Regions from separate parts of the Homo sapiens genome. Here region 2 is linked to region 1. A link is a loop called in an ENCODE intact Hi-C map of the cell type or tissue named here. Cell type or tissue: PC-9. All regions are shown on one strand. Links, peaks and the distances in the headings refer to the core of each region. The heading gives the core; the rest is flanking DNA.

Evidence for each region. Hi-C counts contacts between places; a loop is a spot of excess contacts. Peaks named below come from ENCODE experiments on the same cell type or tissue, not always from the same donor. Only the 100,000 strongest peaks of a DNase experiment are listed, where the experiment ranks them.
Region 2: it touches region 1 in a loop (12-fold over the local background); 2 of 110 quality-filtered maps call a loop at or near these places.

The regions. Positions count from the first base shown.
Region 1 is chr10:132,404,115-132,413,522 of GRCh38, reverse strand. It overlaps PWWP2B (PWWP domain containing 2B), which reads right to left. Exons shown (of 3, transcript NM_138499.4): 2 at 7,234-8,897. The coding sequence ends at 7,250. Among named protein-coding and RNA genes, the nearest start is that of PWWP2B, 12 kb to the right of the region's middle. RefSeq lists enhancers at 3,900-4,526, 4,527-5,154, 5,155-5,782, 7,667-8,294. In PC-9, for the core only: no CTCF peak of the experiment used is centred there; DNase peaks (open chromatin) are centred at 4,902, 5,452 and 6,092; H3K4me3 peaks cover 1,949 bases; H3K27ac peaks cover 2,930 bases.
Region 2 is chr10:131,899,930-131,909,337 of GRCh38, reverse strand. It overlaps PPP2R2D (protein phosphatase 2 regulatory subunit Bdelta), which reads right to left and starts at 8,330. Exons shown (of 9, transcript NM_018461.5): 1 at 8,183-8,330; 2 at 8,008-8,100. The coding sequence starts at 8,189. RefSeq lists silencers at 7,521-7,570, 7,751-8,150, 8,221-8,730 and an enhancer at 8,971-9,070. In PC-9, for the core only: no CTCF peak of the experiment used is centred there; a DNase peak (open chromatin) is centred at 5,467; H3K4me3 peaks cover 1,830 bases.

The sequences.
Region 1 (9,408 bases), core at 793-8,792:
TTAAGTGTGTTCTGAGGTCATGACTTTGCCACAGAGAGAGGGATGTGACACATACCCCAAAGGGCCAGACCCCAGGACAAAAAGACGGGCAGGGCGAGCTCAGGCGTTCACTGCCACCACCCACCGGGACGCCCGCGGGCACCCTCCTTGGTGGGAGGTGCTAGGGTCCTTTTCTTCCGAAACTATCATACTGCATCAGAATAGTATTACATATATTATTTTCAGTAATATGTGACATTATGTTGTTATATTTTAAATATTTTACACACCTATATTACATGTTGATATAGATATATTAACCTTTACATCTATAAAATTGATCATGTTAACATTAAACGTCAAGATTTCCGGCATCAGACACAAAAGTGAATCCTAGCTGTGTTGACTGCAAAGGTTTAGAAACAGCAGCGGCCCGAGGGGCAGAAAGCAGGAAGCAGAGCTCCCAGGGACGTGGCTGCCTCAGGCCTGAGCCAGAAAACGCACAGTGAGCCCAGATGACGTGGCACGGCGGGGGCAAAGATGCCAGCAGGCTGCTGTGGTCACCACAGGACACTGGCGCTGGCCTCCGCCAGCTGACCCAAGATGGCACCGTCTGAGCATGGAAAGAATAGCACTTGTGTGGATCGAACCCAACTAGATATGTTAGCAAACATGTGCGCTTTCACGAGACACACACGCTCAGGAGGGACTCCTCGGCCACGCTGGAAGGAGCTGGGGAACCAGCCCCCACATCTACCCTGGCCTCCATGAGAATTCTCTGCAAGCGGGGGGTGGCCGCAAGTCTTGGTGCAGTGCCACTGAAAGCTGGTAAGGAAAGAGGCTTTTCTGCAAGAATTCCAGTGAGTAAATGAAGACCAGGGCCAGCACCTCGTAATCCCTCCTGAAAGAGCAAATCTTAAAGTGATCACCAACGGTAGGCGGAGCCCCAGGGTGAAAACCTGGGTGAACTTGATCGGGAACGGATTAGGCCAACAACCCCAAGCCCACAACCAACCCCCGGGTCTCCAGGAGAGAACAGCCTCCTGCCGGGCAGGAGCTCCCACGGCCCCTGAAGGGGTCCTGGTAAGAGAGTGAGCCCCATGGAGTGCAGGAAGTCCCACCCTCCACTCCCAATCCTCTGACATGGGGCACATGCCCTGTCCAGGGCATTGAAGCCCGGTGGGGTCAGGGGCAAGGATTTGGAGCTGAAGGTGAGACCCAGGAAGCAAGTAGGAGGTCTGGCAACAGGTCCGCATAGTATTAGGGCATCTCACCAGAGGTGGGCACAACGCTTGGCTTTGAAGGCATGGGTGAGCAGGGGCCTCCAGCAGTGTCCCCCCACACTGGGAAAGTCCCCCATGTCCCAGGCATCTGACCCCCTGAGAAGCAACTCCAAACACCCCAGCACCTGCCCGCCTGCCCCACCAACATGGCCTCAATGCCCAAGCTGCTGGCTGGGAGGAAGCGGCAAGGACCGGCTGCCCGGCTGCTGGGAGCCAGGAGGTAGGGCGGGGCCTGAGCCCCTGCAGCAGGCTCAGAATTACAGGCCTCTGTTTCCTTCTGGAACAAAATAATTACAACCTTCACGTGGGACCTGAATTCCCTGAAAGCAACGCAGGGAAGTCAGCTGAGAAACCCGTCCTCAGAAGCAGAAGAGCGTTTTTATTTAGAGTTGGAGGAAGAGAAAAGCAAGTTTTGTGCAGGAAGCTCAAGGACGCTGTTCTAAAAGGAAAACATCAATCAGAAAAGCCGAAGCCTGGAGACGGCGGCGTCGCTGCTTCTGGCCCGGAGACTCCAGTGAGCACCACACTCTCCCAAGTCCCGGCAGCGGCTCCTGCCGACTCAGCACTCCAGTGCCGGGCAGCTTCCTGATTATTATCTTTATTTCCCAGGAGAAATCAACATTATGAAGCTGAAGGTCGGAAGCGGCCCATGCTGCCCCCATGGCCTGTGCACAGCGGACCTTTCTGAAGCAGTGGGTCCCTCCCTTGCCCCACGGGCCCCTGGGCTGAAGCCCATCTCCACCCCTGCTTCCTGGGGCCTTCCCTTCTGTCGGACATGAGGCTCGGGTGGACCCTGGGCTGTGCCCGCGCTGCCCACACAACCGCTGGGGATGTGGAGTGAATGAGACCGGGTGCTCCTCGTCCTGGGAGCCTGGGAATGGCACCTTCTGCCACATCGTGTTTGCGTTGTGATTAAAGGGTTTCCAGATGAGCGGCCCCTCCCGCGCTATCTACGGGTCCCCAGATGCCACCAGGGTACTTCGAAGAGGCAGCGGCCTTGAGCCCATGGAGGCAGAGCCTGGGGCGACGTGGTCATGAGAGGGGGAAGCCTGGACCCCCAGGTCTGTGGAGGCAAGAGGGATTCTTGTCTGGAGCTGAAGGCGCACAGCCCTGCTCGCCTTGACTCAAGCTCCTGACCCCCAGAGGCGTGGGAATAAACGCCTGTGGTCTCAGAGCCCCAGTGTGTGGAGGTTTGTTACAGCAGCTACAGGAAACTCACAGAAGACAAGGACGACCCCAGGAACACTGACCGTCCAGTGGCGCAGAAACCCCGTGCTCCCAACTGCTGACGGAGGCTGTGCTGGGTACGCCCCCAAAAGTCCCCTGCCAGGGCAGGAGGGGAAAGGGTTGGGCCCCTGGGGCCACAGGAGGCTGGACCCCTCCAGCCTGCACTGTCTGGAAGCTGTGAAATCTCCCCCTTGCCCAAGAGGCCGGGACACCAGGAGAGCATTGAGTCCCCACTTCAGGGAGGTGCCCAGCTTCCAGTCCGCACGTCGGTGGAGCACGGCCTGCCCTGGCCACGACAGGGAAGCACAGGAGGTGCCTGTGCAGGACCAAGTGCCCCGTCGGCCCTCACAGCTCCCAGGACCAGGTGCCCCGTTGGCCCTCACGGCTCCCAGGACCAGGTGTCCCCATTGGCCCTCATGGCTCCCAAAACACCAGGCAGCCCGCCGCCCCTCTGGGCACGCCCCCCTCCCCTGCAGTGGTGCTGAGGTGCAGGACGGGCAAGGTCCCGAGCCCCTCAGGTCCTCCCCACACGGCTGGCCAGTGCCACCCACTCTCCGCCACCCTCCTTCCTGCTCCCGCACAGTGCACACATCCAGTCACCTGTCATCTCCACCTGCCTCTGCTGCTCCAAAGCCTCTGCCTCAAGCAGCCAGTCTGTGGAGCTCCCCGCCAAGCATTGTCCTGGCCCAGGTCCCCCCCGATGAATACGGATCCTTGCCCCCAGCCCTCTGCCTGACCCGCCTCTGAGCTTTCCCCTGAGATGCCTCCAGCCAGGCCTCAGGCACCTCCCGAGAACTGGAGCCACCCCTGAGGATGCGGGGCACAGACCGTGGCTCCCCTAGTTCCAGGAGCGACACCTGCACACCGCCCAGCCTCCCCGTCCCCCGTCACTCTCCCTGTCCTCACAGCTGGAGGTCACTGCTTTTATTTGTAAAGCTATCAGATTTTTTTAAAGTTTCATTTTATTTTTAACTGACAAATAATAACAAGACCATCTCACTCCTCTGTCTGTAATTCTCCAACAGCACCCAGAGTCTGTGCCTTGGCCCACCGGGCCCCCTGACCACCTCCGCAACCCCTGGAACATGCCCTGCCCTCCTCCTGCCTAGAACACTTGCCCCCACCCTCACCCCATCAGCTCCTGATTAGCTCACCATTCAGATCCTGGCTCCTGCCACCTCCTCCAGGAAGCCTTCCCGGATCCCAGTCCAGGCCAGGTTTCTCGCTGGATGCTCTGCTTCAAGCCCCTCTTCCCTTCCTTCTCAGCAGTTCCTGTGTGTGATTATGCACTAATTTGGGAACTGGTGATTCACAGCCCTCCCCATTTGGCCCCCTTCTAGCCTGGGCCCAGTGGAGTGCTTGGCCCTCAGTAGAGGTGTGGGTGGGTGGGTGGGTGGGTGGGTGGTGAGGGAGAGACCAGGGGAGCAGAGAGAGGACCTTGAGCCTGGACAGGGGCAGGACCCCAGCCCGAGGCCCTGGGGCTCACCCTGGGGAGGAGCTGCCTTCCCCTCTCAGGCTCGGTGGGCCCAGGCGGTGGTGGGGGTGTGGGTGGCATTGCCTTCTCTGGGTCCCCATTCCCAGCTGCAGGACAAGCCTGGCCAGGCAGCTCCTGCTGGGCCCCTGACCCTGCATGTCCGGTGCCTGCACCTGAAGCAGGAGGCTGCTCCCAGGCACAGTAACCCCAGAGCCTGGTCTCCACCACCTGCCCCCGCCCCGGACCTCAGCTCTAATCCCATGGGGTCCCTGTGGGTGTAGGAGAAGTCCCAGGGAACGGCCTCTCCTGCCAGCCTGAGAGGGCACAGTGGTCACCTCCAAGGGCAGCGGCCACAGGCCATTCACAGGCCCTGGAGCCGGCCGTGACCACCGGGGTGGAGTGCGGCTCACTCAGAGGCGGGACCTGTTGTTACCCTGGGAGCGGTGAACAAACAGGCTCAGAGGTGTTGGCTCCCTGAGACCGCAACAGCAGGTGACCGGCTGGGACAAGGCCCAACGGCCTCTATTCCTGCACAGGAGGCCAGCCCAGCCTCGGCGCACCTCCATCAGGACCTCACACGGAGGGGTGCCCAAGTGTGTCACAGCCATGCGTCCTGGCGCGGCCCCTGCTGAGGCCGATGTGCCCGTCCCTTGTGCCAGCCAGGCTGCCTCTTGGCACTGCCGGCCACAGGCCCAATGCCCTGGCACCCTGTGGTCTGTGGGGCATCCGCCTACCCCTGAGCAGGGCCTCCAGCCCCGCAGCAAGCTGAGAGAGAGTGAGGGGTCTCTCATGGGTAGATGCTGGGCTCAGTGTCCCTGCAACGGAGCCGATCTCGTGGTGCCTGCGGTGACTGCTCCTTGACAAGTGCCTCAGGCAGCAGACACCCACAAACCTCAGGAAGCTTCTGACACCGCCCAGCCATCCCCGTCCTCATCCTCGGGCAGCTGCAGGAGCGGCTGGGGCCAGGCCAGGGTGGCCGGTGGGCGGGAGCTGGGAGGACGACCTTCCCCGGAAGGCCTCCCTGCCCGAGCTCCAGCCCCCACACCAGCCTCCTCCTCCCGCCCCTCCCTCGGGCATGGCCAGCAGCGCCCCACACCTCACTCAGCCTCTGCTCAGAGAGGCGCCTTCACGATGGTGGTGGCGGGTCCCCCTTCCCAGGAAAGGCAGGTACCCCCGCATTTCCCCTACAAAGAGCAGACCAGAGGTGCGCTGCTGACACTTCAAAGCAAACGTGTCCCTCAAGGACCACCAACCCCACAGAGGGCGGGAGATCCCAGGCCCCACGAGACACCAGCTCTGATCACACTGAGCACTTGGTCTTTAGCCCTCAGGAAATAAGACCAAAAAGCCAACCAGGCACACACCACTCTGCGCTTTGGTGCTGAAAGGATCCGGCACCCCCACTCCCAGAGCAGGGGGCTGGTCCCGGCGCAGGCCCCGTGTGCAGGCACTGCCCCCCGTGGAGGCAGGCAAACCCGTCTGGTGAGATTCTTCCTCCACTTCCGGATAAACACAGCCGGCCCTGAGCCTGCAAGACTGTGTCCTCCCGTCCTCCCTCCCGGCTGGGCACTCCCTGCCAGCCAAGGCCTCAGGCCTCACTTGGAGACGTCCTGCGTGGGGGGATGTCATGCCTCGCAAATGCCTGAGTCCAGAACTCGGGGAGGGCCCCCCAGGACAGCAGACGGGAGTCCTCTGACCCTCCTCCTACCCCTCAGAAGATGGTGCCCTGGCTTGAGACACTCCCCAGACTCAAGCTGAGAGACGGCACCCACACCCACTCGCCAACAAGGCACCTGCCCCACGCCTGCCCCAAGGCCCCAGAACTGATCAGAAAAGGGCCTGGTTCCTGGGGCGGGGGGAGCAGCCAGGTTTGTGCCTGGCCTCAGGAGAGCAAGGCAGATGCAGCCGGGTGGCTGGAGGGAGGGGGTGAGGCCAGGCCAGAGCCTGGGCAGCCAGGCAGCCTGGGGACCCTGGGGACCCTGGCTCAACCACAGTGGTCTCTCATCACTGCTTCCGCCGGAACCCCAATACGCAGGGTGCAGCAGTGGAGGGGCACCAGGCGCTCCAGTCCCCGCCCCCAACAAAGGCCCGAGGACGGTCACCTGGGAAACTCTAAGGCCTCTGGGCAGGTGGCCAGGGAAGACAAGGTCACCAGACGTCACCAAGGCCTAGGCGGAGCCCTGCCCCTGCCCTCTGCGTACAGCCCCTGGCCCTGGAATCTCTGCATCCATGGGGTGGTTAGGCCATGGAGCCAGGAAGAAGAGCACAGAGGGCCACCAGCTGCCCCCACCCAGAAAGGACTGCTCCCTGGCCTGCCTTCTCCTGCTGGGAAGACAAGAGGGGCATCTAGGAGGTGCTGAGAAGGCCTCTGGAGCTGGGAGAGTGGCCTTCAGGAGCTCAGGGCAGAAAACAGCCCCTCGGCAGGCTCCGGATGCCCCACGTGGTGATTACAGGGGCATGGGTGGTGCCCCCAGCCCCACAAGGTGACACCCCCACACCTCCACACAGCGTAGTGCCCCCCAGGCACAGAGAATCCACACAAGGCCTGGCTGGAGATTCTAGAAAGTGCTCGTAGTAGAGGCCGACAGTGAGACGCCGTCCCCGGGAACAGGCCCCCACACCATGTCCCAGGTCCCGGGCGCCTGGCCACGCACACAGCCTGCTGACGACGGAGTGCGCACTGACCCAGGAGGAAGATTTGGGGGGTCACAGGGGGCAGGGCTGGGCCAGTCTGGGGAGTTGGGGTGGGGGCTTCATCTGAGGGTGGGAAGCTCACCTCGCCCTCCCTCCTTTAATGTCCTGGGATGGCCTATCCGCGTGCAGGAGGAGGGAGATGCCCGCTCTGATCTTTGGAAAGAGCAGTGAGAGTTTGTTCCCTGAGTGAGTAACGCAAGACAGGGCCTCAGCCTGGGCTCTCCCCTCCCCAGGATCCGTCAAACCACATCCCTGACTCCAAACAACGACTGAGAGCATGAGAAGCTCCCTTCCGGCCTTTGAAAAATGGCTGCCAAACACAAACTCGCTGTGTGCTTCCAACAAGCACCAGCGGTGGCTGGCCTCCTTGCAGTGCGCCTCTTGTGTGAATCAGAAGCGCAGATGGCATCACCAGTGAGGGCAACCATTTTCCAGACGGCTGGGGCCCCAAGCAAGCCAGCTGAGGGGCACAGGCGGCGGCTCCCTGGGCCTCAGGGCCCGGAGCAGAGGCATGGCCTGGACACAGGTGTGAGCTTGGGCCGCTGGGGGGAAGGAGGCTGCCGCTGGCACACTCACCTGGTCAGGGAACCAGTTACGTTTCAAACTGGGTTAAGAGCTCCCTGATTTCCGGGGCCACGTGTCTTGCGGCATTTGCAGCCTCGGTTATAGCTTTCCGATACATCCCCTTCTTCTTACGATTAAATCTCAGTTTGAAAAATTCAGAGAAAGGGGAGAGTTTTGAAATAGACAAGAACGACGTAGTCGGAGAACCAAACCACGAGACCTTCGCTTCTCGCCAAGACGGCTCTCCGTCCTCCTTCTGGCCGAGACTGATGTCAAGAACACGCGCCGGCCACCAAGGAAAACCATGGATCTTACCCCAGACGATGTCCCCCACGGCCACAGTCCTGCCGTCCTCCGTGATGCACTCCGACACGCTCTGTGTGTGCAGCCTGACCGTCAGGGGCGGCACCGTTTGGCGAGCCTCTCTGGACACCGAGGGCGCTGACGCGCCGTGGCCAGGCGAGAGGTCACCCGTGTCTGCCGGCGTCCCTTCCGAGCCGGACGATCTGGCCTCGTCCAGGCTGTCGCTGCTGCACGCCGACTCACTGGCACAGTCCGCTCTCCCCTCAGGGCAGCTGACGAGAAAAGCCAAGCCCTCGCGTCCCTGTGGACCCTGGGGACAGCTCTTGAAGTCATCGTCCTCACCCGAACTTCCAGAAGACAAGTCCGCCAGCCCACCGGCAGGGCCGTCCGCACAGGGCGCCGGCGAGCTGTCCCGCAGGTACCCGTTCAGCTCCCCCACCAGCTCGGCCCGGTACACGGGCTCGTGCTCGCTGTCCCCCAGACGGTGGGGCTTCAGGCGGATCTTAGGGGGCGGCAGGTCCGCGCCGGCCGGCACAGGCCGTGTCAGTTTCAACTTGGGGATGGAGGCCGAGGGCGCGCAGGACGGCCGGTCCCGGGACTCTCTGTCCAGCACCTCGGGGTCCTGGCTGCCGTCGTCCTGCGGGGCCTGCTGGGGACGGAAGGGCTCCAGAGAGCCGTGCACGCGGGAGGGGATCTTGACCACCTCTCCCTTGCCCTGGGGCGTGCTGTAGGAGATCTTGATGACCGGGCTCCGCGGGACCTGCTCTGCCGGGGCCCTGTCCTCCTCGCGCCTCTCCCTCTTGCTCCTCCTGGCGGTGGCCGCAGCCGTGGGCTCGCCGTTCTCCGGCTCCTCCGGCTTGCGGAGCTCCCTGTCCGGGCCGCTGCCCAGCCTCCTGCGGGCCCTGGGCGCGGCTGGGGGTCCGGGGCTGGCCTCCGGGGGGCTCAGCGTGCTCTTGCACTTCTCACAGAGCACCTGGCGCGGCCGCAGGCGGATGGTGCTGAGGATGAGGCGCCCCGGGTCGCGGTTGCGGGACAGACGCCGCCGCGTGCGCTTGATGGTCCTGGGCGGCGGCTGGGGCACCCACAGCTTGTACGTGTCCCGGAGCCACAGCGGGTGAGGGAAGGGGGCGCCTTCGAAGTAGGGAGGGTACGGGGGCAGGCTTCCGGCGGGCAGCGGCGGCACGAGGGGCGGGGGTGGCTCGGGGCGGGTGGTCTCGGGGGGCTGAACCCCGCGGGCAGGAGGGGGGGAGCTGGACCCCAGCTGCATCACCTCTGCATCCCCCTCCTCGGGAGCCCGGCCATGGCTGTCGTTGACAGGGGACTCATCGACCTGGGGCAGCGGAGCCAACGGGGGTAGGCCAAAGAGGCCGGACCTGGCAATGGAGAGAGAGAAACCACAGTGAGAAGGGACCCTGGCACATCTGCCACCCGCACCAGCCCCCAGAGCCAAGGCCCCCGACCCATGCTCCGGCAGGTCTGGGCAGCGAGCCATGCCCTGAGTCCAGGGCTGTATTTCAGGACGGTAAACCAATGCCCATGCTCCCTACGTATGTCCTGGGTTGGACACAGCAGGGCAAGACATGTGCCTTCCAAAGCCAAGCAGCATATGGCCGGGAGGTCAGCTGCTTCCCTGGCCAGAGACAGGCCCAGAGGCTCCGAATCTCAGTCCATGGCCCCAGGGGACATGTGGACCCCAGCAGGAATGCTCCCAGGAGGCCTGACCTGGCCCGGGGAGGGGTCTGGCTGCTTGTGACCCATGGCCCTGGACCCCAAAACTCAGGCTCCTTGCTCACAGGCTCAGCCGTTCCCTCCTCTCCGAGGGGCTGGGGGACTCAGGGAAGACAACCCCTAGGGCCAGGCAACGCTTCAACCCCCAAAGCAAGC
Region 2 (9,408 bases), core at 505-8,504, 500 kb after region 1:
TGTCGCTCCTCCGCTTAGGATCTGAAAAGCTCACAATCACTCAGAGTCCTGAGCACACGATTCAAGTCCTTTATTCATCATCCTGTGGCCCCAGCCAGCCTCCTGCTCATCACAGCCACTCCCTTTTCTGCCAGAGGACCATGCCAAGCACTGACCTCTCAGAACATACCATGCTCTGTCCAACCTCCACACCAAGCACTCTCCACCTGGAACATTCTCCTCCCCTTCCCTTCCTCCCTCTTCTTATACCCTGATGTCCTCCCCTCCACTCCCTACCCAAGTCTGTGTACTGGGTACTTCTTCACATTGCCTCAGTGTGCTCTGGTCCAGCCATGGTGCAAGGACCCACCTGCTTGTCTGTGTCCAAACAGCGTTTCCTGAAGGCAAGAACTGCATTTCTATTTCCAACAGCCAGCACTAGCAGCCCTTTGGTATGCTGTCGTGAACTTTTCAGATGTGCCAAGCTGAAAGCTGGCCCCTGCATTACCCTTCATTTTTCTTAAACTGGCTCCCTGAAGTGACAGAGTCAGCTATTTTCCTATGCAAGAGGGTCTCTTAAGACAACAGCCTCTGAACAGTTACCAGTTAACGTGTTTGTTTGTCAGAGCTTTCCATACATTTTCTGGAATCTTCACAGCAACCCTGTAATGGTCACAAGTAATAGTACCCGTTTAACAGATGAGAAAAGAGTAAGTAACTTCCCAAGTTAACACAAAGCCTGAAGAGGGTGAAAAAGGGATGTGTACCAAATTCCACGTGCACAATTCCTCTCCATCACCTGGTAATATCATGACATTCCATATGCTGACTGACATCCAGTGGGAGAGACGAGCCTAATAATACATGTGATAAAATAAGGGAACCACAAGCAGGACACAGCCAATTGCTAAACAACATGGAACACAGTGTGAAAGGGAAATCTGGAGTCTAAGACGACACTGAACGCTGAGGGGAGCTGGAGCAGGGACTCGCCAAGTGGGATTGGAGGTGGATTTAGAAGGATCAGCAGGGCTTAGGGAATGGACAGGAAGCAAAATAAATACTCTAGGCAAAGAAAGAAACAGGAGCAAAGATCAAGGGATGGGAATAATCACTGAATAATAACGTAAACATTAAGAGGCCAGGCCCAGTGGAAGGGATCTGGGTAGATGGACATGAAGCAGGTAAGGAAAAACAAGAAACTGCTATTTTTGTGTTTAAATATAGCTAAAACCAAGCCCCAATACTTTAAAATACAAGAGAATTAACAGTTGTATCTAATACTTGAAAAGCACTTTTCAAGTTGCAACAGCACTGCACATTGTTTGATCTTAACAAAAAGCTTCTGATTTAACTTCTAGATAAGCGAGCTGAAGCTCAGAAAGGGGCCCTCAGAGTTGAAAACAGCAGACACAAACCCAACCTGGAACTTCCCATCAGAACAGCAGACTGCTTAAAATCAGGGAACGTGGAAAATCACCAGGTATGATTCAATACCACCACATATCTTGTAAACTTAACTTCACGATGTAACGATGACCAGGCCAGCCTCCTGAGCGTTAAGATGTGGCTGTACTAAGCATGATGAGTCTGTGAATCTTTTTTTTTTTTTTTTGATATGGAGTCTCGCTCTGCTGCCCAGGCTGGAGGTGCAGTGGCGTGATCTCCGCTCACTGCAAGCTCCGCCTCCTGGGTTCATGCCATTCTCCTGCCTCAGCCTCCCCAGTAGCTGGGACTACAGGTGCCCGCGACCACACCCAGCTGATTTTTTGTATTTTTTTTAGTAGAGACGGGGTTTCACCCTGTTAGCCAGGATGGTCTCGATCTCCTGACCTCGTGATCCGCCCGCCTCGGCCTCCCAAAGTGCTGGGATTACAGGCGTGAACCACTGCGCCCGGCGAGTCTGTGAATCTTAAGGCATACAACTGACTTCCTAAAGGCAGAGGCTTCCTATGAAGCTCTCATAAGTCAAACTGCAAAATATTACTAGACTGTTTGCTTGTTTGATGGCCTTCCCCAGAGGATGCTTTCCTGAAGGTTCTCTTCAATGGCACAGATATAAATATTAAGTAAATGAAAATTCTACAATGGAATATAGAAATCAGACCGGAAATAATTCAAATAAGCAGACACCATGTCCCATTAAGACCAAAAAAAAAATATAAATGAATAAATACCAAATGCCCATTATCTGTACACAGAAGAAATCAATAAATATGACTGACAAGTTTTGCATTCACCAACACCGTATTTCATTGATTCTAAGTACATTTCCCCACATCTTAGTATCTCTGAAATTAGATGTAGATTTTATATATACATATAAAAGACATTATAGGAGATTATATATAAAAGACACACCTAATTTCAAAGATTATATATATACATATATAATTATTATTATTTTTTCTTTTTTCTGAGACAAGGTCTCACTCTATTGCCCAGGCTGGAGTGCAGTGGTGCAATCATAGCTCATTGCAGCCTCAACCTCCCTGGCTCAAGCGATGCCCCCACCTCAGCCTCCTGAGTAGCTGGGACTACAGGTGTGTACTACCATACCTGGCAAACGTCCCGAATTTCTTTCTTTTTTTTTTTTTTTTGGTAGAGACAAGATCTCACTATGTTGCCCAGGCTGGTCTCAAATTGCTGGGCTCAAGGGATCCTGCCATCTTGGCCTCCTGAAGTGCTGAGACTACAGGCGTGAGCCACCGAGCCAGACATTATCTTACATTCAATGAAACAGTAACTTTCTGGTGCTGATGCTACAGTTAACTTAATTTTTGTTACCTTTCTGCGACTTAAAATGTTTCTTTCAAAGTACCAATGTAAACTCCCTTGGAAAGGCTATCCTACCAGATTAACCAGATATCTATGTTACTTACATAACTCCCCAGACTCAAGCTTGACTTAAGCAAACAAACCTTTAGTTTTGTTTAGTCTATCTCTTTAGAAACAGGTTAATGTCTAATTCAAAGCAACAGATCATGGATTAAGAAACTGATTAAAGCAAAATCAACAAATAAAACCCCAATACACTTAAAACTACAAATTCTGAGAAGAAAGGAACCAGCTGTTATCAAGCTATAAAGCTATATAAAACCAGGTTCAATATAAGACCCTCCTCCCCCAACCCCTCCCCACGGTTTCTCCATAGGAGCAATTAGTGTAATATATAAAGGAGCAAGACCCATAGCTTCCCTGCAGGTAAGCAGGTTGCAGTCATGTGGAAAGTGACATCACAGGCAAAGGTGCTGCAGCACTTGCTTGACGTGCAGGTGTTTCACTTACTTACTGTCTCTGTGGTATCTACTCTTCAAATAGTTTGAGAATTGGTTGGAAAGTGATGCTATTCTTGAATCCTTGTTACTAATCTTCTATCATTTTGACACAGACTTCCTTTAAAGGCATTCCATTTTCATTTGCCTTCAAAAGCATTTTCACACGCCTCTTGGTAGTAAGATTTTCACCGAGCTTTAGAAGAACAGCTCCATCCCAAGGCTGGACGGCCGCATGCCACAGTGGGGCTTCATCAGTACTGTGCTGGCTGCAAATGGTCGCTGAAGCAGTACAGCGCTCCACGGCTCTGCGGCCAGTCGGCGTGGCTCCAAACCCTGGCCCTGCCATACACTCGCTTTGTGACCCAGGTTAATTGCTCCCACGCCTCGGATTCTGCATCTGAGACTGGGAAGAACAGTATTTCCTTCCTTCTTCGGTGGTGTGAAGATTCACTGACATAGGAAAAGCACTGCGAGCAATCTCTAGCACAGAATGACCACTCAGCAACTGTTACCTATCATGACCTTCGTGCTGGGTCCTCTACAAGGGCTGGGGTGGGAAGGGGGACAGCCAGCCTTCAAGCTTGAGGAGCTCAGTCTACCAGAGAGAGAAGCAAAGGATGAAATACCATGTGACATTGCAAAACACATCACATGCTGAATGAAGTACGTTCCAGGAGAGGGAGCAGGGGCTGGGTGAAGGTGATTCCATAACATGCAGAAAAAATCTGCACAACAGTTAACAATTTCCAGAAAGGAGCCACCGTTTAGAACCGCAACATCGTGGAATTAGAAGCTAACAAACAACTTTTCTACTTGCTTCCTGCTGGAAGCCCCCTGGTTTTACTATTTTAACTCTTGGTCAACTCAGCATATAAACTCACCTAGTCCCACCTTCCAGCAAAGGGAGGAGATGCAAGTCACCACTGACTGCTGCTTATACACCTGCTCATCAGCAGGACACTTAATAACTTCCTTGTGAGCTCAGCTCTACTCCTACCTGCAGGGGGATGGGAAGTCTGATGACCCAGTGGAATCACAACTCTTAGCAAAATGACCTGACCCATAGCTAAACCCAATTCTTTTAAAAAAAAAAGGGGGGTGGGGTGCGCATCAAATTTTACATAGGCCAGCACTTTCACCATAGGTTGATTCTGATTCCCCAGCCCAAAACTATTAGTTTTAAAAACAAAACAGAAATCAAAACAAAAACCAAAGGCTTTTCTATGTCACTCACTTCATGACCTCCAAAGTCAGGAGTGCCTACTCCTAGCCCTGCACCACTTCCTGTGCACTGGGCATCACCCCACTGAAGTCAGGAGAGGACCCAGGCCTTAATCTCTAAGGCTCCTTCTCCTTACCCATTGCAGAGAGGGCAGAAAGACGGCCAGAGTGCAGGGCTGTAGTAAAGCTCTACAGAGCTGAACTTGGCCCAGAACAAAACCTTCAAGAACAAAATGCCTCACAAGCCACAAATCTAAACAAACAAAATCTGCTATACCTTAAGTTCTACAGCCTGAGCAGCAGTGCACGATAAAAACCCCTGTGAACTGCCCATCTCTCTTTTTTTTTTTGAGACAAAGTCTTGCTCTGTCGCCCAGGCTGGAGTGCAGTGGCACGATCTCGGCTCACTGCAAGCTCTGCCTCCCGGGTTCATGCCATTCTCCTGCCTCAGCCTCCCAAGTAGCTGGGACTGCAGGCGCCCGCCATCACACCCGGCTAATTTTTGTATTTTTAGTAGAGACGGGGTTTCACCGTGTTAGCCAGGATGGTCTCGATCTCCTGACCTTGTGATCTGCCTGCCTCGGCCTCCCAAAGTGCTGGGATTACAAGCGTGAGCCACTGCGCCCGGCCATCTCTCTCCTTTTTTTTTTTTTTTTGAGACGGAGTCTCGCTCTGACGCCCAGGCTGGAGTGCAATGGCACCATCTCGCCTCACTGCAACCTCCACCTCCCAGGTTTAAGCAATCCTCCTGTCTCAGTCTCCTGAGGAGCTGGAATTACAGGCCGGCCCTGCCACGCCTGGCTAATTTTTGTATTTTTAGTAGAGATGGGGTTTCGCCATATTGGCCAGGCTAGTCTCAAACTCCTGACCTCAAGTGATCCACCCGCCTCAGCCTCCCAGAGTGCTGGGGTTACAGGTGTGAGTCACCGTACCCAGCCACCCATCTCTTATCTCTCACCAACATCTCTCCCTCAAGGTTGCGTTTGGGCATGACCAGCTTCTTGATCCTTGCTGCTCAGCAATCCCTGGTGACTAACGACTACACTTCCCTTCATCATCACTGACTCTCTGGTGTTAATACAAAGCAACGGTATCACAACTATGGGACAAATCGATGGTGACTTATAAATGTGTTAATCTGGATGGGTTACTATGGCCAAAGCATACATGGATTAAAATAGACAGCTCTGAATACACAGAATAACCAAAACACATGCAGATAATTACCACAAAGCAATGTTACAAAAGAAACCACGACAACTCGAAATACCAAACTTTTGGATTTACTCAAAATTTAACTTAAAATAGGGATTTAAAACTGCAAAAAGTTCCCATCAGTTTAATTCAGAGAACAAAGTATTTGTCAAGATTTTTTTTTTTTTTTTTTTTTTTTGAGATGGAGCCTTGTTCTATTGTCCAGGCTGGAGGGCAATGGCACGATCTCCACTCACTGCAACCTCCACCACCCGGGTTCAAGTGATTCTCCTGCCTCAGCCTCCCAGGTAGCTGGGATTACATGCATGTGCCACCACGCCCGGCTAACTTCTGTATTTTTAGCAGAGACGGGGTTTCACTGTGTTGGCCAGGCTGGTCTCAAACTCCTGACCTCAAGTGATCTGTCCACCTTGGCCTCCCAAAGTGCTGGAATTATAGGCATGAGCCACAACACCCGGCCCAAGATTTTTTTTAAAGAAAGAATACTATTTTCATATGTGTACAGTCACATTTAAAATATACTACCTTAGTTATACTTAAATTTTAATTCATTCAGCTTATCAATAATTTTTTTTTTTTTAAGTAAAGAAACCAGGCAGGTGCGGTGGCTCACGCCTATAATCTCAGCACCTTGGGAGACTGACGTGGGCAGACCACTTGAGCCCAGGAGTTCAAGACCAGCCTGGGCAACATGGCGAAATCCCCTACAACAATACAAAAATTAGCCTGGTGTGGTGGTGCACGCGTGTGTGTGGTCCTAGCTACTTCAGAGACTGAGGTGGGCGAATCGCTTGAGCCTAGGAGGCAGAGGTTGCAGTGAGCCCAGATCGCACCACTGCACTCCATCCAGCCTGGGCTACAAAGTGAGACCCTGTCTCCAAAAAACAAAATAAAGAGTTAACAGAAATTAAGGCAAGCATTAAGCCCTCTCACTTTCCTACTCCCAAACAAGTTTTGCTTTACTTGCGACAGAAATCACACTTGAGTAAGGCTGAACTGTCACTTGCTTAGCATATGCAAAATCAAACAAAAAAAGTAATGCATTTTAAAGAAATAAAATCAATAAACTTTTTAGATCACATAAAATGCACCTAGTTTTAATCTCAAACCATATATATTACGCATTTCTTAGAGCCCAGTTTCACCTGCTTAATAACCTAGGCCCTGTTTGTCCCAGGGGGCGCAGAATCTCCAGATGTCCTCAGGGGTCATGTGCCAAACCAGACACTGCCAGGGAGAGGTACAGGGTAGGGAAGAGGGAGTAAAAGTTCACGGGGTTGGGGGGGCCGAGATGGAGGGAAGTGAACAGGACGTCTGACAAGGGGCTTTTAGTAACTTGAGGCAGGGAAGGTGTATTTGGTGCAAACACCAATCATTTTTAAGAAAAGGTTAAAGGTTTACAATGTTCAGTAAGATGTATGAACAACAACAAAAAAGTCACTATGACTCTGAATCTGAAATATTAATCAAACTTCTAAGACTCGACCAAGTTCTCCATTCAACGGTGAAAAAGGAAAGCTACATAGCTTTTTAACTTTAAGGTGACAGGTAAGCTTCATGGGAAGCTGGGGTGGGAGGCACTTCCCAGTTCCCTCCCACCACCCTAAAACTTTGTGCCTGGGCCAATTTGAGAGTATGATTTAAGGAAAAGACCAGTGAACTTCAAGTAATACCATGAAGTTCAAGACTAAAATCTGGAATAGAGACCTTAAAATATATCAGTAGAGAAAGTAGCAGTACCTCACAGTAAAATTCAAGGATTTTAGAACCGCAGAAAGCAGACCTTAAGAATCAGGGAGCCGAGGCAACCAGCTCGCTCAAGAGCGCACCGCCGATGAAACGCAGAGCCTGGTGGGGGCCGAGGCCCCGACCCAGCCCTAGGCGCGTTCCCAGCCTCTGGGCCATTGTGCCGCGCTGCCCGAGCGCACGATATGGACTCCGTTCCCGTCCCCGGCTCCGCCGCGGTCTCCTCAGTTCCGCCCCAGGCAGGAGGCAGCCCCGGGCTTCGGTTCCGCCCCGGGCAGGAGGCAGCCCCAGGCGCTGGGTTCGGAGGACCCGGCCGCCCGTGACCTTGGTGACTTACATAAGTCCCGCCGCGGGCCCGACGCCTCCGCCCGTGCCCCGCGGGCCGGGACAGCGGACAGAGGACGGCCGCCCCCCGATCACGGCCCCCAGCTCGGCCCCTGGCCCCTGCCCCGCCCGGCCCCCATCCTCCTGCCTGCCTTCCACGGACGCTTGGGGCCCGGAGGCCGCGCGCGGCCGGGCTGGGAGCTGTCCGCGAGGGTCCCGGGGCGGGGCGCGGCGCGGGGCTCACCTTCGGCCACGTCCTCGTCGATGGCCCCCTTGACCTGCGAGAAGCACCACTGGAAGTCGTTGCCGCCCGCGGGGCAGCCGCCGCCTCCGGCTCCTGCAAACACAACGGGGCGGTCAGGCCGGCCGCGGCCCCCGCCCGCCCCCGTGGTCCCCGCCGGCCCGCGCAGACCCCTCACCTGCCATGGCAGCCGGCGGCGGGACGGGCGGGGACCGCGGCAGACCAGGGAGACGGCCTCCGCGCCGCTGCAGCCGAGCGCTCAGCCCCGGGGCCGCCACCACCGCCGGCGCCGCCGCCGCCGCCGCCGCCGCCGGGGAGGGATTTTTTTCCCTTTTCAAAATGGCGCCCAATGCCCGTCGCCCCGCTCGATGACGTCATCGCCCTCCGCCTCCTCGGACGGGCAGCGGACGGGGCGGGCCGCGGGGGCTGCCGGGGGCGCCCAATGCGCCTGCGCCCGGCGCCGCTCGGCTGTAGGGGGGAAGGGACGCCTGGGCGACTGCGGAGGGAAGCCGGGGTCGCCGGGCGCAGGCCAGCTCCTCGGCCCTCGGCCCTAGGCCTCCCGCAGTGGTCCGGTGTGCACCCGGCGCTCCCCAGAAGACTAGCGCCGCCGGCCGCCCCTACTCTCCGGGGACTCCCGGAGAGCCTAAGCTGCGGCCGGACACGCCTTCAGGGCGCCGCTTGGCCGGACACGCCCCCATCCCGCATCGGCCAATGGAAACGTGGGTTCTCCGTGGAACCGCCAATGGAGGACGCGCTTGGCGGCGGTGGGCGGGCATGTGGGCCGGCCTCACCTGAGCGCGCCGTACCTGAGCGCTGCCTCCCGCCCACTGCCCCCGACGCGGAGTCTCGCTCTGTTCCCCGGGCTGGAGTGCGGGGGCGCGATCTCGACTCCCTAAAAGCCTCGACCTCCTGGGCTCAATCCATCCTACTGCTTCAGCCTCGGAAGTAGCTGCGAGCACAGGCACGCGCCGCCAGGCTCGCTGATTTTTAAATTTTTTGTAGAGACGGGGGTCTATGTTGCTCAGGCTGGTCTCGAACTCCTGGGCTCGAGCCATCTGCCGGCCTCGGTCTCCCAATCCTGTCCACCTCCCTTTCGGAGCGCACCGTTGCTCACCAGATGGCTACCTTAGGGGTTCTTGGAGCTCCCAGTGCAGTCTTAGGGAAACAGGGCCGATCGTTTCATTTGCGGGTGGTTTTCTCTGGCATACTGAGCGATCATGGGTGCTCCTCGACTTACAGTGGGGCTACCCTCCCCGCAAATAAGCCCTTCCTAAGTCAAAAATGCATCTAATACCCAATCTACCCGTCGTAAAGTTGAAAAATCTGAAGTCGAGCTATCATCAGGGGGACTGTCCCTATGGGATTGATGTCCGGAATCAGAACTTCTTTCAGGGTAGCTGCGGT